Regions from separate parts of the Homo sapiens genome. Here regions 2 and 3 are each linked to region 1. The links are chromatin loops, found by intact Hi-C in ENCODE. Cell type or tissue: gastrocnemius medialis. All regions are shown on one strand.

Region 1 (8,000 bases):
AGGGCATGTTGGCACACGGAAGACTGACCAGTTGAAGCTAGGGACCGAGTGGCTTGGCCCTCCTGGCCCCGGGGCTTCTGATTGGCTTTAGAACTGTGGCCTCTCTCCTTTGACAATCAATCTTCTCATATTTCCCATTCTCCCTCCCCCACTCTACTTCAAGTTCACCTTGCCTAAGGCCCTTTGATCCCTTGGCATTTTGACCAGCACCTTGAGCTCCCTTCCAGGGACCACACCCCTTGCTCTACGGGACACTGTCCCCTTCCAGCTAATCCCTACCAGGAGCTGCCCAGAGCCTCCAGAGGGTTCCAAGGTGACCCTCACCTGGCTTCCCCTTCTTCCCTCAGCCATATATTTTTCTCTTCTATCCATTAGGCTGCTGAGAAGCTGCAGTTAACAGAATAGTCAGCTAGCTAATAGTGTGTGTGTGTGTGTGTGTTTTTTTTTTTTTGTAGTTCACAAGAAGTCTGGGGCTAGTGAAAGTCTGTGTGTCATTCCAGTAGCTCGACGATGACTGCAAATCTCCAACTTCCTTCTCTCTTTCTGCTGCACCAGTCATAGTGTGCTGGCTTTTCATTTTCATGCCCCAGGACTGGAAGATGAGAGCTGCAGCACCAGGCATTACATCCTGATTGAAGGAAGAAGGAGGGGATAGGCAAGGTACCCACCATGTCTATACCTTACACAAGGAAAGCAAAGCTTCCCCAGAAGTCCCTTGGTGGGATTCCTTGAACATCTCATTAGGCAGACTGACCCCTTTGCCCCATCTAGCTATGTAAGAGGCTGGGAGAGTGTGTGGTTTTCCAGCCTTCTTAGTTGGAGGTAGCAAGAGACAAGGGGATTGGCGGTACTGTTGAATTAGTCAGCCAACAGTATCTACCACATCTGCCCATTCCAATCAGTAGAGAAGTCCCTTAGACTGCATGGAAATGTTCAAGAAGTATCTTAGAATTGAAACATATGACGTAAGATTACAACCTCTGATTTCTGCACTGCAGGAATTTTATCGTTGAAATGGAAGAGGATGATACAGTGGTGACCTTCCACACTCTGTCCTGGAGCAGCGTTGTTAGTTAAGTTTCATCCACTTGGCTATTAGCACAACTTGTCAAGAATTGTTATCTATGTACATCTTGTTTTCCATGTACATCTTGTCTCTTCAACTGGATTATAAGCTATTTGAGGAGAGGGATCTTATCTCATACAACCTTCTATTGTTAGTGACTCAAATTAGTGTCATGCACTTGGCTGGCATGAAAGACACTCATTAATGATGAAAAGCATAACCTTGAACATCCTGGGGTGCACAAAGAGGAAACACACCTTTCCATTAAATCCATGGCAGACATTCCTAGGAGGCAGAACTTTGGAAAGGCCAATAAGTGAAAATAATATGTTTGTGGAATCAGAGGCATGTTGAATGGGGTTTCAATTGAAAAATGCTATTCAAGCGTTAAGTTTCCAAGCTTAATGCTGCTTTCAAAAAGAGGCTTGGAAACATTACTAAATTTGGTTTACCCTTTCCCCTCCTGTATTCATTCATCTGCTTATTCATTCAGCAAAATTATTTGAGTCCCTATGTGCTAGGCTCTGGAGACTCAGAAATGAATAACTGAGTCCCTACCCTTAGACCTTGTAGGGAAGTAGAGAAATTGAGAGATGGCCATGTTGCACCTAAGAAGGACATTTGCAGTTTCATATCCAAAGTGTTTCAGGAGCTTAGAAGTTCTGGACTTAAATTAGGGGAAGTTCCCAGCCCTTGGTGAGGTGAGGTTTATTCCAACTTACCTGATTAGAAATGCTGGGTTGGAAAGGGCTCTGTAGCCTCACAGACTTGGCTTTAAATCCTGGCTCTGCCTTTGACTGTGGGACCCTGGGGAGACTTCTCATCCCCAAACATCATTGACCTCATGTGTCGGTTTTTAATTCATTCCTCTCAGCTCTGAATTCACCCTTTAATATGTGCCCTGTACTAACGAAATTCCATTATTCTTCTTTAAAGTAAGCACAGTATTACGCTTTCTCAGCAGAAGGCACTGGAAGGACACTGCAGGAGGAAGAGAATTCCTGTCATTTCAGCATTGGTGGAGTTGGAGAGCCTGTGGTCATCCTGCCTCAGCCATGGGCCCCAGAACGTGGTCATCTGCAACCTTGTAGCCTTAGTGTAGTGATACCCTTTCTGCTGCCCTCTCTCTTTGGAACCCAGAGCCCCGCATGGCCCCCAGCTCTTAAAGCCTCCTGCCTGTATCAACGCACAGACTGCCTCCACAAGCTCCTGTGTGGTCTACACATAGCCGCCTGAGGTCTGGTGCACAGAGCACTTGTTCCCTCTGTGACTTAGTCCGTTTTCTTTACTTGTAACAAAATACCTGAAACTGGGAAATTTATAAAGAAAAGAAATGTATTTCTTACAGCTCTGGAGACTGAGAAGTCCCAGGCAGAGGGCCTGCATCTTGTGCAGGCCTTATTGCTGCTGGGGACTCTCTGCAGAGTCCCAAGGCAGAGCAGGGCATCACATGGCGAGGGGGCTAAGCACGCTCTATGCCACCTCAGGTCTCTGTTCCTCTTCTTATGAAGCCTCCAGGTCCCCTCCCTTGATAACGTATCAATCCTTCAGCCCATTAATTCATTAATCCATAAATGGATTAATCCCTCTATGAGGGCAGAGCTCCCATGATTCAATCGCCTCTTAAAGGCCCCACCCATCAGTATTGCCACACTGGGGATTAAGTTTCAATATGAGTTTTGAGTGGACATTCAAACTAGCACTCTGCAAACTCCTGACCCACACCACATGTAGCCCACAAGCTCTGAAGGCTTCAGCCCCTGTGACCACCCATGCCCAGACTCCCCTGCACACCCACGCCACTGCATGCTGACCACCTACTCCTGGCCTGCACTTGGAAGGGAGGTCTATTGCTTTTCTCGGCAATTCCAGGCCAGCTCTGGTCTGGATGCACCAGTGAACTTCTGTGCTATCTGGTGGCCTAACCACACCTTCTCCAAGTAGGTCTAAACCTCTTCCAACTTTGTCCTTCCTTGGTACTTTCCCTTACCTAGAGTACTATAGACAGTTTCCTTATACCTTATAGCACTCTTCTATCACAGTCAATAGTTCTTTATATTGAACTTCTCTTATATAACCTACTGTGTGGTTTCTATGATTGGACCTAGGCTATTCATCTCATCAGTAAAGAAGAGATGATAACATCTTTTTCTCAGATTTATTTTACGGATCAGATGAGAAAACCCTCATAAAGCTCATAGCTCAAGGCTCTGCCTGTCAGAGCTCCCCAACTTCCTCTTTTCCTGAGCTACTGCTGTTTTTTCACAGAGAAGAAGGAAAATTAGTATCAGTGAGTGAGTGCCTTCTGGGCACCAGGCAATATGTCAGGCACTTGACAAGATGGTGCAGACATGCATGTGGTTAGTCTTAGAGGAGGAGACAGAGGGTCAGAGAAGCTAAAGAGGTTACCCGTGGTCATGCATGCTATATCCAATTAAGCTGGGCTACAAACGCTGGTTGCTAGTCCTCCAAGTCCACGCACCACACACTATGTTGGGCTTACTCCTAGAGCCCCAAACACTCCTTTTTTCACTTGAATGAGTACAATTTCCCTACATAAGGAAATTGTGTCAGCACTCACTCGAAGTTTCAGCACTCATTCTATGCTGAGAATAGGTGCACAGCAGAAGAATCATTTGCTAGCATTCTTTTGTAATGACTTAACTAAGAAATCTCCTCCTAAAAGAAAGGTCTGACTCATTGGGAAGGTGTGAGTCTGTGGTTTCCCTTTCTCTGTGAGCTGGCCTCTGGATGAGAACCGAGGAGCCTGCTCTTGAAACTGATGCCGTAAGCAAGTACAAATATGAACTGGGCTGTTAAAGGCTTCACTTCAAAAAAAACCCCATTGGTTAAAATCAAATTTATGGAATTGCTTATCAGCAGCGGGCCAGTTGTACGGTTTGTTGCTTCAACGTAACTTCCACAGGCCAGCAATCTCTGTTATGTTCATTGATGTTTCCCAGCTGCCTAGAACAGTGCCTGGTATAAAGTAGATGGTCACTAAATGTGTGTCAAATGTATGAATTTACACGGTCAAGGATTCAACCAATTTTTTTACATGTGGAGATTCACTAGGGTATTTTGAAGTAGAATTTTAATTTAAAAGTAAGAGGGGCGATATGGTTTGGATCTGTGTCTCTACCAAATCTTGCACTGAGATGTAATCCCCAATGTTGGAGGTGGGGCCCAGTGGGAGGTGATTGGATGATGCGGGTGGTTCCTCATGAATGGCTTAGCGCCATCTCCTGGTACTGGTCTCGTGACAATGAGTGAGTTCTTGTGAGATCTGGTTGTTTAAAAGTGTGCGGCACCTCCCCCTTGCTCGCTCTTGGTCCTGCTCCTGTCGGGCAAGATGTGGGCTTCAGCTTTGCCATCTGCCATGAGTAAAGTTCCCTGAGGCCTCTCCAGAAGCAGTTGCCACCATACTTCCTGTATAGCCGGTGGAACCGTGAGCCAATTACACCTCTTTCATTTATAAATTACCCAGTCTCAGGTATTTATAGCAGTGCAAGAACTGACTAATACAAGAGGAAAGGTGCAAATAAATCTCAATGGAATATGATTATTTTGTAAATCACGGCATGATACTATGATGATCTATTCCAGTGACCAAGCTCATCCTAATGAAAACTTGTCCTGTGTTTAATTCTCTTCAGAGGTCAGTCTCTTCTAGGTACCCGCTTATTACTTTGCTGATGTAATAGTAATCAATCACGGAAGAATAAAGGTACCATCCCAGTAAATATCATAGTAACTTTTTAACTGAAGCCCTTTGGAAAAAATTGCCCAGTGCCTGACAGAGAATTCTGCACATGACAGCTACTCCATAAATGTCTGTTGACACTGATGATACTGTGATAATACCAGGACCTTAAAATAAGGGACTGACATAGGTAGTGGAAATGCAGGCAGGATAGAAAGGCCGGAGAGAGGGGTGGTGGTGCTTTTGATGGGGCAGTCTCTCTATACATTTCACATAATGACCAGGAAGTTCCCCATGTTTTCTGTGCTTAATGACTCAGTCTATTTGTGCTATAGCATATTCTTAAAAGGCTGAACCAAAATACCAAACCAGAAAAGTACTCTTTACATGTGTTACAGATATTGAGGTATAGAGAGGAAAGCATATGCACATCAAACTCTTTTAAAAAAATACCTTATCCCTTATTTCCCAGAAATGATATTTCTTCTTTTTAATAAAGAAGAAAAAGGGATATAGAAAGGGAATAAATATACTTTTCTTTCCGGGAACACCAGGATAACCAGTAGTGCTTAGGGTTCAAAGTCTCTTTTAAAATGGGGTTGTTGCAAAGTCAGGAGCAGATGAAAGTTCAAACCCTTTCAAGTGTAGAGCTTTAATGGGTGAAGTTGGCTACAGCTGTCTCAACTGGTACATGGTTCATTCATTTATTCATTCTCTCAACAAACACTTAGTAAGCATCTACCGCATGCTAATCGCTATAACAGGCCTTCACTAGAACACAGAATGGGAGCTCCTTGTAGATGAGCATTTGCCTGTCTTGTATCCCCATTATCTAAAACACTCCCTAGTACTTTGGAGGCATTCACTAAATATTTGTTGAAAAGATTAAGTAGTCCTAGCCCTCATGGAGTTTATATTAAATTTCTTTCTTGTTTAGTTAGCATTTTTATGCCCATCAAATATGAGTTAAATGAACCTCAAAGTAGCTTTAAAAGAGAAAATGAGAGATGCATGACTGACAGGCTGTAAGCAGCCTGGGGGAAGTGTGGAAAGAGGTGTGATTATGCTGTTGTCCTGCTTCCCACGGGCAGTACATACAGGGATTGACCACAAGGTAGTAAGACTGACTGTCATGTATGATTTATGAGAATCAATCTCATGACATTGGAGCCATAATATGCCCATGAACATTTCAGCTCTGTTTTGTCATACGCTGGGAGACAGACTTCATCCCCACCCCTGAACCCCATCCCGCCAAGGCCAGTCATCTGTTCCCTGCACATCTGAATGTGGCTGTCCAAGGCAGGAGTCCTGGGAGCAAAGACTGAGTTGCTTCAGAAATTAGAAGTAATTTTCTTCTCCTTGGCTGGACATAAGTTTTCTTTGTTTTGAAATAATCAATGAGCTAAAAGTTTCATGAGACAAGGATTTAGTCAAAGAGTTTGCTGCTTCCTTGAACAATATCCAATATCATGGAACGTTCATATAGTACCATGAAAGGCTCAATCCTCAGAATGTGAGGTTTCTTTTTCTCTGCCTTCCTCTCTTCCTCCCTCCCTCCCCCTCTCCCCTTTTCTCAAAAACCTAAGCAGTCCTGAATCTTCTATTTCCTGTAGAGGTGGTCTGCCTGCCACTGGGCATCTATTTTAAAGTCTGGGATACATTCTGGGATGTTTATAAGCTTCTCTAGGAAAGAAATGATTGGCAGTGCTGGTGGCCAATCATAAGTCCATTTATTCATTAGAGGTGGGTTCAAAGGCAGCCTTCTCTCTGTTTTTTAGTAACATTGTTATCTTAGTGCACTTCATGTTGCTATAACAGAATACCTGAGATTGGGTAGTTTATCAAGAAATGAGGCCTATTTGGTTCATGATTCTGGTGGCTAGAAAGTTCAACATTAGGCATCTGCATCTGGTGAGGGCCTCAGTCTGCTTCCAACTCACGATGGGAGGCAGAGGGGAGCTGGCATTTTCAGAGATAGTATGGACAGAGAGGAAGCAGGGTGGGGGTGGGGATGGTGCCAGACTCTTTTTAACAACGAGGAAGTAATAGATTGAGAACTCACTCATTCCCCCCACCCCTGAGGGATGGCATAAATCTATTCGTAAGAGATCCACCCCCATAACCCAAACACTTCCCATTAGGCCCCACCTTCAACCCTGAGGATCAAATTTCAACATGAGGTTTGGAGGGGGCAAATATCCAAACCATAGCAATTATTAACCAGCAAGCTGTTATATTTTGGGGACAAAGATTGCTTATTGCTGTTTTGCAAGTACTGTTTATTTCATTTATTATGATCATGTGAGATTCATCTTTCTGGAAAGATGCGCACAGCTCTTGTTGTGACTTACTTGATCAAAACAGTTAACATTCGATTTATTTCCATCTATTTCCTAAGAGAGAAAGAAATCATTAAATAAATGATGGTTGTCAGGAGGCTTTTTGCTTATAATGATGAATTTGACAAAGGGCCCCCTGGAACACAGAGTTGCTTAAATTTGCAGTTTTCTAGGAAATCTCTAATAGCTAGAGGGAGTTGGGGGATTAATGTTTAGATTTCAATCATTCTTGTCCATTATTACGGTCATTGAGGATTAACACTCTTGGGATTGCAGTTATGCCCTATTGTGGGCTCTCCCATGAACAATTCTACTAATATCACTTTTCATCTTCCTAGGTACAAGTTCAGGAAACAGTCAGAGAGACAATCTCTTGCAGCCAGATGCCAGCTTTCTCAGAGCCTGCTGGGGAGGAGTCCCCATTCACTGGGACCACAACAATTTCCTTCTCAAACTTAGGAGGGGTCCACAAGGAAAATGCATCATTAGCTCAACACTCGGAGGTCAAACCCTGTACCTGTGGTCCACAGCATGAAGAAAAACAAGACAGAGATGGCAACATACCTGACAATTTCAGGGAAGACCTAAAATATGAGCAGAGCATCTCAGAAGCCAATGATGAGACTATGTCCCCAGGTGTGTTCTCAAGGCATCTCCCCAAGGATGCTCGTGCTGACTTCAGGGAGCCTGTGGCTGTCTCTGTTGCTTCCCCTGAACCCACAGATACTGCCCTCACCCTGGAAAATGTGTGTGATGAGCCAAGGGACAGAGAAGCAGTGTGTGCAATGGAGTGTTTTGAGGCTGGTGACCAAGGAACGTGTTTTGATACCATAGATTCTCTTGTTGGGAGACCAGTTGATAAATATTCGCCTCAAGAAATTTGCTCTGT
Region 2 (8,000 bases), 530 kb before region 1:
TCATCAGAGGCAGTAAATGAACAGGTTAATAGTACCAAGTATTGGGGAGCAGGCACTGAAGTGATAGTATCTACTCCCATACACCACCAGTAGAGGCATAGATTGGTAAAAATCGCTTTAGAAAACTGTCTAGCATTATCAGGTAAGATTGACTCTGCCATTACTCTCCTGAACACATACCCCAAAAAACTAACACATCTCAACAAGGAAACACCATCAAAGGGTGTTTACAATAATGTTTGCAATACTGAAAAACGAAACAGACCAAGTATCTACCAACTGGGGAATGGATAAACATTTAAGATACACGTGCACATGATAGAATATCATTAGCATTAAAAATTAATGGACTATATAACTATGTGTAATGGGAAAATCATATTTTAAAGGGTAGTACAGCATGGACCCAATTATATAAAGCTTAAAAACAAAGAGTATACCATTTATAGACACATGCATATTGGTTAAAAAAATGGGTGAAACTTGGATAAAAGGGAGGAAGTAAATGGGATACAGGGAGGTCTACAATTGAGTTTACAATGTTTTATTTTTTAAACAAACAAAAAGAACATCTGAAGGAAAAATGGCAAAATGTCAACCTGTGTTTAATTGGGATTGTGGATATATGCGGTATGAATTGTTTCATTCTCTAGACTTGTTTGAAATTTTTAGTTTTTTAAATTAAACATTTAAAAATAAATACATCTAGAAAAGGCAAAACTATAGGGATTGAAAACAGATAGGTGATTGCCAAGGGCCAGGGATGGAGGTAGGTGTTGACTACAGAGGGGCCCCAGGAATTTTCAGGAGTTATGGAACTGTTCTATATCCTGCTTATGGTGGTGGTTATACAACTCTATTCATTTGTCAAAACTCACAGACATGTATACTTCTTAAAAGGTAAATTTTATTGTATGAAAATTATACATCAATGAAAAAACAAAAATGAAAAAATATCTGCTAATAATGGTAGGAACAAAAGGTGCAGAATTAGACATTAATTATTTTAAGTTTCTTACCTAACAAAAAGGAAATACTATATAAAATTGAATTGTTACTTGGAAGCATATATCAATGCATTCCTAGGTATAATCAATACATTTTAAAAATTCAATCAACATTTGAATTAATAATAATAAATGCATTTATATCACAGAATCTGCTGAAATACCCAGCACTTTACCCCTTTCTTTTTTTTTTTTTTTTTTTTTTTGAGATGGAGTCTGGCCCTGTTGCCCAGGCTGGAGTGCAGTGGCACAATCTTGGCTCACTGCAAGCTCCGCCTCCCGGGCTCACGCCATTCTCCTGCCTCAGCCTCCCGAGTAACTGGGACTACAGGCACCCGCCACTACGCCCGGCTAATTTTTGTATTTTTAGTAGAGACGGGGTTTCATCGTGTTAGCCAGGATGGTCTCGATCTCCTGACCTCGTGATCCGCCCGCCTCGGCCTCCCAAAGTTCTGGGATTACAGGCGTGAGCCACCGCGCCCGGCCTACCCCTTTCTTAAACGAGAGCAAAATGCAACTTCAGCTCATTCTCCCTGCTCTGGGTGCTGGAACAGCACAAGATTTCTGACATTCATATTAATATTCTTGACATTCTTATAATAAGTAGCTGTCAGAAATATTTGGTTATTAACTGAATGACTGAGTCAATAACCAAATGAGTGAAAGAAGGAAGAATCACTTCTCTGTCTTAACATCCTGTTTCTATTTTACTGGGGCAAGATCTCTTACCTCTACAAGGATAGTGATAGTTTCATTAAGTTTTCTTCTCTCTGCATAATCTCCTCTCTCAAAATTCCTTTGTTCTGTGGAATCCTTTTAGTCTTACCCCTTCCAGATGTCAAAGGCTTTTCCCAGGCTTGTGGTAACCCTGGTTGTGCTCATGATTAAGGGTGAGGGACTTAGAAGCTGACTGGAAGCTTTGAGTCAGGGTGACCAACACTGAGGGGTGTCCCAGAACGTGGGAGTTTCAGCACCAAAACCAAAAAAGTCACAGGTAAGCCAGGCTGAGTCGATCACCCTACTCTGAGCCCATGGTGTGAGCTTCACTGGAGGGGATCTGGCTGGGACTTTTCTGGAAGAGCCTTTAATGTCAATATTTTTAGGGATTTCATCTTGGGCCAGTCAGAATCCCCAAAGAAGCAGCTGCCAACCTTCTGCCTGGAGGGTCAAGGCCTGTCTGGCAGGGATCGGGCAGCCTCCAGGATGCGGTATTCACACAGCCCTCACTCTTCTGTAGAATCCCCATCCTCCTGGCTTCCCTCAGCCTAGACATCCTGCTCTGTCCGCCTCTGAGCATCAAGCTTGTCCTTCTTCACATTTACAGATCTAGAAGCGTGACAAGGCTGAAGGTGGTAAAGACAAGGACTTTCTCCATGATGTCCGTCCCCCTCTTCAGCCATGCCCATCTTTCCCAGAAGTCCCCAGGGCACTTCTCCTTGTGTGTCATTGGTCAGAGCTGGGTCACATACCCAAACCCGCACCAGTCACTGGCAAAGAAAAAGAGGAGGCACATTATTGGTTTCTACCAAATATGATGATTTCCCTTGGTATGGGCACCTTGATAAGGGAACAACATCAGGGTTTGTGTAGTGAAAGAGGAAGGGGTGTAAATGTGAGTAGGCCACCAAAAGAGGCCGCCTCTCAGCATATACAAGCAGTATTGATTTAAATCCCACTTGGGGTCTAGGGACTAAAGTTCTAAAGGCTTCTCGTCCCTTCAAGGACCCTGGGGCCTCTCAACTTTGAGCTTTACTAGAAGTGTTACCAGCGGAGGGTGTCCAGGTTCTTGGTGTTTTGAACAAAGAATTGAACAAAATGCACAAACAAAGCAAGGAAAGAATGAAGCAACAAAAGCAGCGATTTATTGAAAATGAATGTAGACACCCCAAGGTGGGAGTGGCCTGAGCATAGGGCCTCAAGAGCCCCTTTACAGAATTTTCTGGGGTTTAAATACCTGCTCTAGGTATTTAAAATCCTAGTTCTTTGGGAGGCTGAGGGAGAAGAATCCCTTGAGGCCAGGAGTTGGAGACCAGCCTAGGCAACATAGTAAGACCCCATCTCTACCAAGAACTTAAAAAAATTAGCTGGGAGGTCAGGTGCGGTTGTTCACAACCTGTAATCCTAGCACTTTGGGAGGCCGAGGCGGGTGGATTGCTTGAGCCCAGGAGTTCGAGACCAGTCTGAGCAACATGACGAAACCCCATCTCTACAAAAAATACCAAAATTAGCCAGGCATGGTGGCACATGCCTGTAATCCTAGCTACTTGGGAGGCTGAGGCAGAAGGATTGCTTGAACCTGGGAAGCAGAGGTTGCAGTGAGCTGTGATCACACCACTACACTCCAGCACTCCAGCCTGGGCAACAGAGCCAGACCTTGTCTCAAAAAAAAAAAAAAAAAAAAAAAATTAGCTGGGTATGGCAGCACACACCTATAGGCCCAACTACTTGGGAGGCGGAGGCAGGAGGATCACTTGAGCCCAGGAGTTTGAGGCTGCAGTGTGATATTGCACTGCACCCCAGCCTGGGCAACAGAGCGAGACTCTGTCTCTAAAACAATAAAAATGAAAATAGAGAAAAAGCATGAGGTTCCATGGACCCATCACCCAGCTTCAAACATTAACCACATAGCCAGTCTTATTTCATCTATGCCAGTTCCACCCAATATTGTTTTGAGGCAAATATCAGATTTTATATCATTTTGTTCATAAATATTTTAGTATGCAACTAAAAGATAAGAGATATAAATGTATGTATATATATGTAGTAATATATAACTACAATACCATTATTACATAAAAAGTGCAATCAGCCCTTAATATCATCAAATCACCTAATCAGTATTTAAATTTCCAGGCTTATAAACATCATAATACTTTTTTACAATTTGTTTCAGAATCCAAATAAGGTATACACAATCTATAAATCTTAAACTTCCGGGGAATTCTAGATTGAAACAAACCCAGAACAAAACTGGATTTCTCTAACCCTGCCTTATGTTATATAAAATTACAACAGCAGGAGGGTTGGGTTTTTTCCCTTATAAAAAAGTCTTTCCAATGCTGTGTCAGTCATTAGCTAGTTACTTCCACGGGTCCCAGATTTCTGGCCTCATAACTGGAAGCATTTGGCAATTTGGCTGCAGAACGATGTTGGCATGTGAGTCATCTCCCACCGAAGTCCACCCATGTGGCAGTGTTACCCTGAAAATGCCACTGGTCCTCAACAGCTCCTTGGAGGCCTAACGAAGTGAGAGGGTTCAGGTGCCAAAGAAGCCACCAGGGGGCTCCCGAGGAACTCGATGAACTTCGGCGTTCACTGAAAAGCCAATTAGGCTGCCTTCTCACAGCGCGGCTGTTGAGCCTTGGCGCCCCACTCCCTCAGGTTGGCTTCTTCAGCAGAGGGACCAGACCTCAGGGAGATGAGGTCTCTCATCTCATCATCCTCAGGGAGATGATCCCCGTGGCTGGCTGGCAAGGCCAAGGTTAGCTGTCCGTGGCCATCAGAGTGTGTGAAACGTTCAGCCTTCCCCTCCCCACCCACATTGGTCATCTTTGCAAACGCACTGGACAGCAAAGAGCATCCTCAGATGTGGCGCATCCCACGCTAATAAGGACCTTGTAGCCTGCGGTTGTTAATACTTTAATGAGTAAGTACACAAAGAGCTTTATTATAAGCGATGGAATGGACTTAATTAATCCATAACTGTAGACAGTTAATGCATAATTATACACCTAGAAAAAACACACATCCGAGAGCCTGGATCCTAGCATCTCTGTTTGGCCTTGCGAGTCTCTCCTCATCTCTAGGTCTCATCGCTGCAAATTGAGGGGGTTGGGCTGGAAACCACTGGCTGAGGTCTCTTCCTTCTCTGTTAGTTTTTGTTGAGGCCCTATGTTGGTGCATAGGGATATCCATCTATCTAGGGCTGCTGTGACAAAGTACCAAAAACTGGGTGGCTTGAAACAACAGACATGAATTATCTCACAGTTCTGGAGGCCAGAAGTCCAAAATCGAGGTGTCCCACGGGGCCATGCTTTCTCGGGCAGCTCCAGGGCAGACTCTGTCCTTACCTCCCCCGGTTTCTGGGGTTTGCCTTGGTGTTCCTGGGTTTGCACATGACTGTCTTCTCCCTGGGTCTTCACATCGTCTTCCCTGTGTGTATGCCTGTCTCCGTGACCAAACTTCTGCTTATTATAAGGACACCAGTCATACTGGATTAGAATCTCCATCCCCAGTGACCTCGTTGGACTTCATTATCTCTATAAAGACCCTGGCTCCAAATAAGGCCACATTCTGAGGGAATGGGAGTTAGGACTTCAACAGAGCTTTTGGGGGAGGGGATACAATTCAGTCCAAAACAGGGACTATGGTGAAGAATAGGTGATATTTGAAAGGCCCTATAATGACAGACCCATGAAGTATGCATGCTAGCGGGTCATACCACTGAGGTTCTAGGATAAAGTTACAAGTCTGCAAAGACGCCATAATAACACATAAACAATTCTGTCGTGGGAAAGTGCATACTGCATGTTGTAATTTTACAGAGAAAAGTGAAGAGCATAACCCAAATGAGCTTCATAACCCAAATTACATTAAATGCACGACATTTAATCATTTCCTGTGATCATTGATACAGACAATCAAATGGAGTTTAAACCAAAAAGAAATCCAGTTTCTGTTGTTGTTGTTGTTGTTGTTTGCTAAAATGGTACAACAGAAGTTTATTATTGTGCTACTAAAAATTTAGAGAACTCTCTTACATCATAAGAACTAAGAACTCTTTCACATATTAAATGCAAAGAAAATGTATATATTAAACTTTCACAAAATGAGATTCACACCCCTTCTCGGGAATACAAGCATTCATCACCTAGATAAGGCCACCTCATCTTTGCTCGTCATTACCAACAAGGCCCATCCATTCTTTTGTGTTTTAACCAGAACATTCATGGCCCAGCAGGTGCTGCTTCAGTTCCTGACATGGTTTCTCAATGAACAGCGTCAGGGCCAGCCCAGTGACGAAGGTCAGCACACGGTGTCCAGAGAAAAGATAGAACTGGAGAGAAAGTGGGCAGGGTGAACACAGTTTTACTCTGGGATTCCTATTGTGTTCAGATCTAAAGTGTACCATCCTAGCTCTATGAAATGCATCTGTAGGACAATCAGTGCTACATATTAAAAATAAAATAAATAAAATAAAAGATATTATCCTGTGCTGAAGCCCTCCCTCTTTCTGCCACAAATAAAGCAAAGAACAATGAAGCTCTTAAAAAAAAAAAAGACTTCCACGAAAGCAAATAGGTTGCCTTGTTGCTCAAGAAGAGAACAAGCTATGATACCATAACCTACCGTAACAGAACTAGGAGCTGCGTGCTAACTCACCATGTTGGTGTCAGTGTGGTGAATAAGTGTTTCCTGAAGGCCATTGTAAAGGATGATCAGAATCGGATGCACCAAGTAGCGAGCATAACTGATGCTGGACAGGAAACTCCAGATGTCCCAAGAAAGCACACGGTTCACCAGACCTGGAGGGAACAAGCACTGATGCATGAAGCCACAGCCTGTCTCTGGGCCAGTGAAGATGCCCATCATCCCATCGATGCTCCCATTGCATTCTGTGCCTAAGTCTGTGAACTTTTCCTAAGAAAGTCTTTATGCGTTATCATTTTAAGACAATGTACCAAACCAAAAACCACCTTTCTGTTGCAAGAATTATGATAACACAAGAGAGATACATGGTTTCAGCCCCTGAGCATAAAACATTGCATGTATAAAACAAGGTAAAAATTCCTCATATTCACCTGGGTTCTGGATCAAGATGCAGCCACAGGGGGGCGTTGGGATAAGGCATTTAACATTGCCAGGCCTCAAACTCTTCTGTCAGTGAGAGGCTTGCATTTGTAGGTGCCTTTCAGGACAAATATTCTGTAACTTGGTATATATTCTAGAACTGTGTTGTCCCAGACAATAGCCCCTAGCCACTTGTGGCTATTTAACTTAATTAAAATTAAATGCAATGAAAACTTCCTTTCTGAATAGGACTTATTGCTATCTCTAGTGAGTTGCATAGTGATCTTTCAAAAGATATGTCCACCCAGAACCTCAGAATGTAACCTTATTTGGAATAAGGGTCTTTGCAGATGTCATTAAGAGAAAGAACTAGAGATGAGATCATCCTGGATTAGGGTGGACCCTAAACCCAATGACAAATGTCCTTATAAGAGACAGAAAAGGAGACACAAATGCAGAGGAGAGACACAAGGAAGAGAACCATGTGATGACGAAGACAGAGACTGGAGTGAAGAGTCCATGAGCCAAGGAATGCCAAGGCTTGCCAGCAGCTACCAGAGGCTAGGAGAGGGGATGGGACAGATTCTCCCTCAGAAAATCCAGATGGAACCAACCCTGCTGACACTTCGATTTTGAACAGCTAGCCTCCAGAACTGTGAGAGAAAAAAATTTCTGTTGTTTTAAGCCACAGATATAAAATATAACTTCTGTTTCTCCTTTGCACAAGCCTCATTAAAAGTGCTCAGTAGTGAATCACAATTTGCTCAGGATAAATCTTTGGAGCCTTCCCAGACTCCTTTCATTCCAGACTCCATAGAGTGCTTCCAAAAATATGTCTCAAATCAGACCATTGCTCCTCACCTCCATGGCTAACACCCTCGTGAATCTTCCATCACCTCCTGCGTGGGCCTCCATGGTAGCTTCCCAGTGGATCTGTTGGTCTCTGCTCTTGTTCTTGCCACCTTATAGTCCCCACACCACATCCAGAGTAATCTTTTAAAATCACATATCAGGGAGAAATGGGGAAGGGGGAGATATTGATCAAAGCGTACAAAGTTTCAGTTAAACCGATGGAGTAAGTTTTAGTGATCTATTGCACTGCATAGTGACCACAGTTAATAATAATGTACTGGATATTTTTCAATGGCTAAAAGAAAAGATTCTTAACATTCTTACCACAAAAAAGAGATAACTTGGTGAAGT
Region 3 (8,000 bases), 96 kb before region 1:
CCCATTATCTCTCCATACCACTCCCCAAAATTTTCGCTGCCCCAACACTTAAGGACTATTTTGTTTTATTTTTCTTATTAATATAAAAAGACAGGAATGTCAGGCCTTTGAGCCCAAGCCTGCACATATACATCCTGATGGCCTGAAGCAACTGAAGTGAAAATGGCTGGTTCCTCACTTAACTGATGACATTACCTTGTGAAATTCCTTCTCCTGGCTCAGAAGCTCCCCCACTGAGCACCTTGTGACCCCTGTCCCTGCCTGCCAGAGAACAACCCCTTTGACTGTAATTTTCCACTGTCTACCCAAATCCTGCAAAACTGCTCCACTCCTATCTCCCTTTGCTGATTCCTTTTTCGGACTCAGCCCGCCTGCACCCAGGTGAAATAAACAGCTTTATTGCTCACACAAAGTCTGTTTGGTGGTCTCTTCACATGAACGTGCGTGACACTCTTCGAGATTTTTTTCTGGGACTGACATTAATTTTTACATGAATTCCTCTCATATAAATACCTGTATTTCCCTGTCTATGAGTAATCCTACACTTACACATTTTCTGATGAAGCGTACTATCACATCTGCCCTCAGGACCAACTCTATAATTGACAGGGCCCATGGCACAGTAAAAATGCAAGGCCTCTTGTCTAAAAATGTGTAACTTCAAGATGGTAACAACAGAACATTTAAAAAGCACAGAATCTTTGTAAATAAGGGGCCCTGTGTGTCTGTACAGGTCACGGGAATGCATGCTTTCCATTAATTATATTTCATCCATACTAAACTATTTTTGCAGTTCTCTTAAACAAGCCAAGTTTTTACTCATCACTTTGCACAAGCTGTTGTTTTTATCCGAATATTCTTCCATAGACCCTGCATCCTCCTCCCTGACGCTTCTGCCCATCCATCAAAAACCCTCAGATGTCATTTCCATGAGGCATTCTTTGTTCCAATCCTGGTAAGTGTCCCTTCCCTAGCTCCCTTGGCTACCTGGGCATATCTCCCTAAGGGCAGGAATTTTGTCTCTGCAAATCTGCTTGCCCAGCCCCTATCATAGTGCCAATTACCAACCGTTAGTGGATACTTCCTACATAGCAAGTACGGTGTTAGGAATGTGCATAAGTAGCTCACTTAATCCTCACATAACCCAAGGAAGGAGCTGTAATCATTCTCTTTTAACAAAGGAGACTCTGGGAGATAAAACACGTCCAGGTTCACACATCTTGGGGCAGAGGTGCTAATAAGAGTGAGCTGAAGTTAATATTATTTATTCTCACTAGTAGCCTAAACCATGATAGATTAGTAAGCCTACATTTGAAACAGCATGGTGTAAACAAACCCCAGAAAACAGGTAACTTCGCTGATCAGACTGCTTCCTTTATTTAAATAGTACGAGAGTACATTTGCATATTAAACAGGGTGGTTTTTACTGCCCCACTCCTTTAGTGATGATGGTTGAAACTCAGAATCAACCTTTGAGTTTCATTGCTTTGAGGTAAATGTTTGCTCTCTTTGGGCATTCTCTTTAAAATGCAAATGTTCTCCAATGTTAAAGCATTAAATTCCTAACAGTATATTGAGTATGAATTTTTCACAGACTTTTACTCTAGCCTAAAGCAGACTGGAAAAATACTGGGCAGAAAATGATTACACAATCTGGTGAAATGTGGTTGATTGTCTATAAATGTCTTAAAGTAGTGATTCATGGTGTACTGTTCACTGGGAGCTTATTTAAACTGTTGATTTGTGGCCCTGTATTCAGATCCGCTGAATGAGAGTCTCTGGGTCCTTAAAATCTGCATCTGAATGAGAGCCTCGGGTGATTCTGACGCATAGTAAAGTTCAAAGCTAACTGCTTTAAGGTCTATTAAGCTTACAATAAGATGAGATGAAAATATCCTGCAGTCTATGTTTTGTTCTTCTCACTACTTTTATACTGATATGAAAATTATAGGGGAAAATGGTCCCACAATATTACATGGTCAGGGCAGAGGAAATATTGAAAATGGGGAGAAAAGGAGATTGAAAGAAAAGGCCTAGGAAATGACACTTCAAAAATTCAGTTTTTGGCCGGGTGCAGTGGCTCATGCCTATAATCCCAGCACTTTGGGAGGCTGAGGCAGGAGGATCGCTTGAGCTCAGGAGTTTAAGACAAGCCTAGGCAACATGCTGAAACCCCATCTCTACAAAAAATACAAAAATTAGCTCAGTGTGGTGGTGTGCATCTGTAGTTCCAGCTACTAGGAAGGCTGAGGTGGGAGGATGGCTTGACCCCAGGAGTTGGAGGTTGCAGTGAGCAAAGACCATGCCACTACACTCTAGCCTGGGCAACAGAGCCAGACCCAGCCTCAAAAAAAAATTTTTTTTTTTTTTTTTAGTTTTTCCTGGGGCTGGTGCTGTACCTGTTAAGGCTTCTTAGAATAACTAGGATTGATCTTACATTCCACCTTAATCAGTGCCATTTGCTAAGTTAGTCTTTTGAGAGCGAATGAGCATATACTGCAGTGAGAAGACCGTGTATCTAAGAGCCATCCATTCATTCACTCAAGGACTGTCATTTGAGCCAGTGCAAGCCAAACACTACACTAACTGCTGGAGATAGAAGGGTGAGCAAACATCTCATAAGACTTACAGACTGGTTGGAGAGAGAGGCAACAAAATTAGACATTGATATTGATATTTGTCTTCAAAACTTTAGGAGTAATAGAATAAATTGCTATGTTAATGACAAAAACGGAAAGCGAGTTTGTTATTGCATTTCAGCTTTATGATATGGGGAAAAGTGAAAATGGGGACTTATGGGGTTTGAGACTTTTTTTTTCTTTTCAGCCAAGCAATGGGTAAGAAAGCATTGTGGCACAAGTAATGAATTCATCAGCAATGTAAATGGTTCTCTGAACACCAGGAATTAATCTGTTTTAATGGTGTGGTTTTCAGAATGCAGCAGAATTATCTCCACTTCCTACTCCACCAGTTCTTTGAGTATGTCTGGATCTTTGTCTGAATCTGTGAAGTGAGTAAAATGAGGAAGTTGGATGGGGTAGTTGAAAAGTGCTTTTGAAGTTATTCTTGTTCTTCTGTAACCTAGCCCAGTGGATTCTTCTTGGCTGATGCCTAGATAGAACCGATTTATTAAGACAAGAGAACTGCAACAGAGAAAGAGCCGGCTAAACTCAGGAATGTCAAGTGGAGATGTTTTAGCTTTATTCTATTTGTGATGGGGAATCACAGAAGATTTATAAGCAAGAGAGAGAGAGAGATGAAAAACAAGTGTCTAAGAAGATTGGCCCGTTGGCTGTCTGGGCAGTCCCCACGATAGTGTCTGTGGTGCTGGGAAGGGGTGGTGATGGCAGATTTGGCAAGAGGAGACTCGGAGGCTATTGCTAAGGTCTCATTACCGATGGGTAATAGACAGAAAAAAATGGATTCATAAATGAACACTGATAAAGCAAATGAGGATGAGAAGTGCTTCTGTAGCACACACACTTTAATTGGTAGTTAAATTATTCCTGTCACGTGCAGCCACATTTGCAGATTGGGAAGACAGTTTTTCACCCTGTAGTGAAGTTCTTTTTGTCCTCAGGAAGACAGGTTTGGACAGCTTACGAGAAAGGGGGCTGTGGAACACAGACAGCGGAAAGGGCCAAGTTATCAAGGGTGTAGTCATGGCCTCTCCTGGGGGCAACAAAGATGGGAGTTCGTGGGGCTGGCAAAACTGAGCCCAGAACTCAGCCTCATGGATCTTTTACACCAAGAAAAGGACTAGTTGCATGAGGCTTGGATGAGACTTAGGAGCTCCAGAAAGGGGAAAGAGGGCAACTGGGGTAGACTATGCTTCAGAAAGCTGTGGCTTGGAGTGAACTTCCTTTGTGAAATTTTGCTACAGGCAATCCTGATTGATCAATCAGGTAGGATTGATCAATCTCTCAATTGGCCATGTAACCATAAAAGTAAATGGTAGGGACAGGAAACATAATATTTTGCTAAAAACTCTGACTTAAGACCAGGTAAGCTTCATTATGCCTTTTATAAAAAAAGAATGTCATTAATAAGAACTTGGGCACTGCCTTCTTCAAGACTCCCTGACCAGCCAGTAGCAGGTGGTAACAGAGTCCAGGAGCCCCATCTCCTGACCTTTGCAGAGCTCCTAGAGAACCCTGTTCTCCCTGCCGCCTTTCCATTTGTTGGAGGACAGGCTCCACACTGTCTTGGTACATAAGGGAACAGCATAGTAACACTGTCAAATGAGCAATGGGACAGGAGGCGGCTGGTGATAATTCTTGCCTTAGACTTTTGGCTCTCTGGGTACCTGTCACGAGGAATATCATGTTCAGGAGGATTTACTCACTAGGTATCTGCTTCTCAGACTCGTGGGGATGAAAATCTGGAGTAGTCGTTCAAGTCATAGTTTTATCAAGTAGGTTTGATGCTTTGAACGTGACTTAAGAATAAAAGTCAGAAAATATTCTATTGTAGGGCAAGATAAGCAAGGGATCCACTAACTGTTTTATTCTATTGTTTTACATTTTTTAAAACAATTGACCCAGCATTTTGGGAGGCCAAGGCGGGTGGATCACTTGAAACCAGGAGTTTGACCAGCCTGGCCAACATGGTGGAAGCCCGTCTCTACTAAAAATACAAAAAAAATTAGCTGGGAGTTGTTGTGCGTGCCTGTAGTCCCAGCTATTGGGGAGGCTGAGGCAGGAAAATTGCTTGAACACTGGAGGTGGAGACTGCAGTGAGCTGAGATTGTACCACTGCACTCTAGCCTGGGTGACAGAGTGAGACTCCGTTGCAAAAAAAAAAAAAAAAAAAAAAAAAAAGATTGAGACAGGGCCTCACTCTGTCACCCAGGCTGGAGTGCAGTGTGGCACAATCATGGCTTACTGCAGCCTTGACCTCCTTGGTTTGAGTGATCCTTCTCCTTCAGTCTCCTGAGTAGCTGGGACTACAGGTGCATGCCACCATGCCTGGCTAATTTTTTTGGTAGAGACAGGATTTTGCTATGTTGCCCGGGCTGGTCTCAAACTCCCGGCCTCAAGTGGTCCTCCCACCTTGGCCTCCAAAGTGCTGGGATTGCAGGCTTAGGCCACTACACTCAGCCATAAACAGTGTTATTGAGGGATAATTTACATAAAATTTTGTCATTGTTAGTGTACAGTATAATAATTTCTACTATATTTATGGGTTTGTGCAACTGTTATCATACTTCAGTTCAAGAACAGTCCCATCATCCCAAAATATTCTTTCATGTCTATTTGCAGCTAACCCTGCTTCTCCCAACCTTAGAAAACCACCGATGTTTTGTCTCTATAAATTTGTCTTTTTTGACTTTCATAACATTGGAATATTTCAATATGTCGTCTTTTGTGTCTGGCCTTTTATAGTTAGCACAGGGTTTTTGAGGTTTATCCAAGCTGTAACATGAATCAATTGTCCTTTGCTTTTTGTTCTTGAATAGTACACGGGCCATAGCTTGTCGTATCCATTCATTGGTTGACAGACATTTGGATTGTTTTCAGTTTTTGGCATACAGGTTGTTATTTGAACTTGTGTTGTTATTTCTCATAGGGAGGGTTCTAGGAGTGGAATTGCTGAGTCATATGGCAAGCTTGTGTTTAACGTTTTAAGAAATGACCAGTTATTTTCCAAAGTGGCTGTGCTACTTTACATTCCCACCAGCAGTGTATTAGGGTTCCAGTTTCTTCTTCACATCCTCATTATATTTGGTATTGTTCGTCTTTTTTTTTTTATTATAGCCATCCTTGTGGGCATTGTGGTTTTTTTTCAATATGTTTTTTTCTATTTCTTTGTTTTATTGTGTTTCCATTTTAATATGCATTTCTTTATTGATTAAAGGTGTTGAGTATCTTTTTTTTCTTTCCAGACAAAGTCTCACTTTGTTGCCCAGTCTGGAGTGCAGTGGCACAACCATGGCTCACTGCAGCCTTGACCTTCCAGGTTCAAGTGATCCTCCCTCTTCAGCTTTCTGAGTGGCTGGGTCTGCAGGTACACACCACCACACCCAGCTAATGTTTTGTTTTCATTTTTTTGGTAGAGATGGGGTATTGCTATGTTGCCAGGGCTGACCTAGAACTCCTGGACTAAAGCAATCCTCCCACCTTGGCCACTCAAAATGCTGGGATTACAGGTGTGAGCCAGTGTGCCTGGCCTAACGTGTTGAGCATCCTTTCATGTGCTTATTAGCCATCTATAGATTTTCTCTGGCGAAATGTCTATTCAAATCTTTTGCCCATGTTTTAAATTGGGTTTTTGTTATTTATTTATTTATCTATCAAAAGATGGGGTCTCACTCTGTTGCCCAGGCTGGAGTACAGTGGCATAATCGTAGCTCACTGCAGTCTCAAACTCCTGGGCTCGAGCAATCTTCTCACTTCAGCCTCCCCAGTAGTTGGGAGCACAGGCACATGCCACCATCCCTGGCTATGGGTTTTTAATCTTTTTATTGTTGAGTTTCATGGGTTTTTAAAATATATGTTCTGCTCTCTCCGCCTCAGCAAACCAATGCACAAACAGAAAACCAAATACCACATGTTCTCACTTACAAGGGGAGCTGAATGATGAGAACACATGGACACGTGGCAGGGTACAACACATATTGGGACCTGTTGGGGGCTGGTGGGGAGGGTGAGCATCAGAAAGAATAGCTAATAGATGCTAGGCTTAATAACTAGGTGATGGATTGATGTGTGCAGCAAATAATCATGGCACATGTATGCCTATGTAACAAATCTGTACATCCTGCACATGTACCCTGGAACTTAAAATAAAAGTTGAAAAAAAAAATAAAATAAATAAAATATATATTCTGGCTGTACATCCTTCATGACACATATGATTTGCAAATATTTTCTTCCAGTGTGTGGCAGGTAATGATGGCTTTTGAAGCACAAAAGTTGCACTTAAGTTTCTTCCATTTTCAAGTCTGCCTGATACTCACTTTTTGTTGGGCCCTTTCATGTCTCCTCTGAACATGCTGGGAAAGTGTGGATAGCCAGGTTCCCCATGGTCTGCCCTGCACACACATGCAGCCCGCATCAGCCAGATGCTTGCCCCAATCCCACTCCACTCGCCTGCTGCCAGGATCATATCCATCAATAACACTGCTGGGCGTAGGTGTTGTCCACTGCTTCAAATCCAGCAAACCCCCTTGACCATGGCAGTGAAAATGCCAGTGCTTACAGGTGGCCCTGGTAGAACCCCTGTGACAGCAGAACAGGGTGGGGGAATGGGAGCAGCTCCAGGCAAAAGCACTGCAGAGACTCACTGTTAGTAACCAAAGCTGAGAAGTTTTCCAATCATAAATGCTTCTCAAATTGTTATGTCTTTGGTTGATGAAAATATCCAGCAGTTTTAGTAATGAGTATGTTTTGCTCTTACAATCAGAAAAAAGACCAAAGTAAACTGTTCCAAAGTAGTACATATAACATATGCAAATATTTTTAAAATTTTAAGTTTTCACACTAACTAATGAATTTTACTTAGCATTTGTGAAATAGGGCCTCACATTTACAAAATTGGAATTTTGCTCCTGTTCTGAGAGTTGCAATGCATTTTTGTGGTTGTTCTAAAACTGAAACTGAAGCACTAGAATAAACCATGACAAACTTTTATCTTGGAAACTTGGGTACTTTTTGTTCAGGTACTTAGATTCTCATATTTTGTTACATTGAATTTTGAGCTGGTTTTGCTATTTTGGTTTTACATAGCTCAAATACAGTCCTTCAGGAACATGATGGATAAAATACTTCTGTGTCTGTGAACCTAACTACCACTTATAATTTTGCTACTCTGGGGGAAAATGAATTCCAGGTTCCGAACAACACTCATATGCTTGAAAGATCCCTCTCAGATATATCAATTCTGATAAAATTGCATTTTTATTGTTGTTTTGCAATTTTTTTTTTGAGACAGGGTCCCACTCTGTTGTCCAGGCTGGAAGGCAATGGCACAATCATGGCACACTGTAGCCTCGACCTTCT

The links. Peaks named below come from ENCODE experiments on the same cell type or tissue, not always from the same donor. Only the 100,000 strongest peaks of a DNase experiment are listed, where the experiment ranks them.
Region 2: it touches region 1 in a loop (2.6-fold over the local background); 8 of 110 quality-filtered maps call a loop at or near these places.
Region 3: a loop joins it to region 1, with 2.4 times the contacts of the local background. A loop is called at or near these places in 10 of 110 quality-filtered maps.

The regions. Positions count from the first base shown.
Region 1 is chr18:58,537,674-58,545,673 of GRCh38, reverse strand. It overlaps ALPK2 (alpha kinase 2), which reads left to right. Exons shown (of 13, transcript NM_052947.4): 5 at 7,450-8,000. Among named protein-coding and RNA genes, the nearest start is that of ALPK2-AS1, 15 kb to the left of the region's middle. RefSeq lists enhancers at 636-715, 4,436-4,515. In gastrocnemius medialis, no CTCF peak of the experiment used is centred here; a DNase peak (open chromatin) is centred at 3,813; H3K27ac peaks cover 6,532 bases.
Region 2 is chr18:59,066,904-59,074,903 of GRCh38, reverse strand. It overlaps the pseudogene OACYLP. Among named protein-coding and RNA genes, the nearest start is that of SEC11C, 69 kb to the left of the region's middle. RefSeq lists enhancers at 1,888-1,937, 1,948-2,067. In gastrocnemius medialis, CTCF peaks have their summits at 4,074, 4,277 (motif pointing right) and 6,838 (motif pointing right); DNase peaks (open chromatin) are centred at 4,283 and 5,993; H3K27ac peaks cover 950 bases.
Region 3 is chr18:58,633,672-58,641,671 of GRCh38, reverse strand. No RefSeq gene overlaps it. Among named protein-coding and RNA genes, the nearest start is that of ALPK2, 8.6 kb to the right of the region's middle. RefSeq lists an enhancer at 3,123-3,252. In gastrocnemius medialis, no CTCF peak of the experiment used is centred here; DNase peaks (open chromatin) are centred at 4,261 and 4,826; H3K27ac peaks cover 6,146 bases.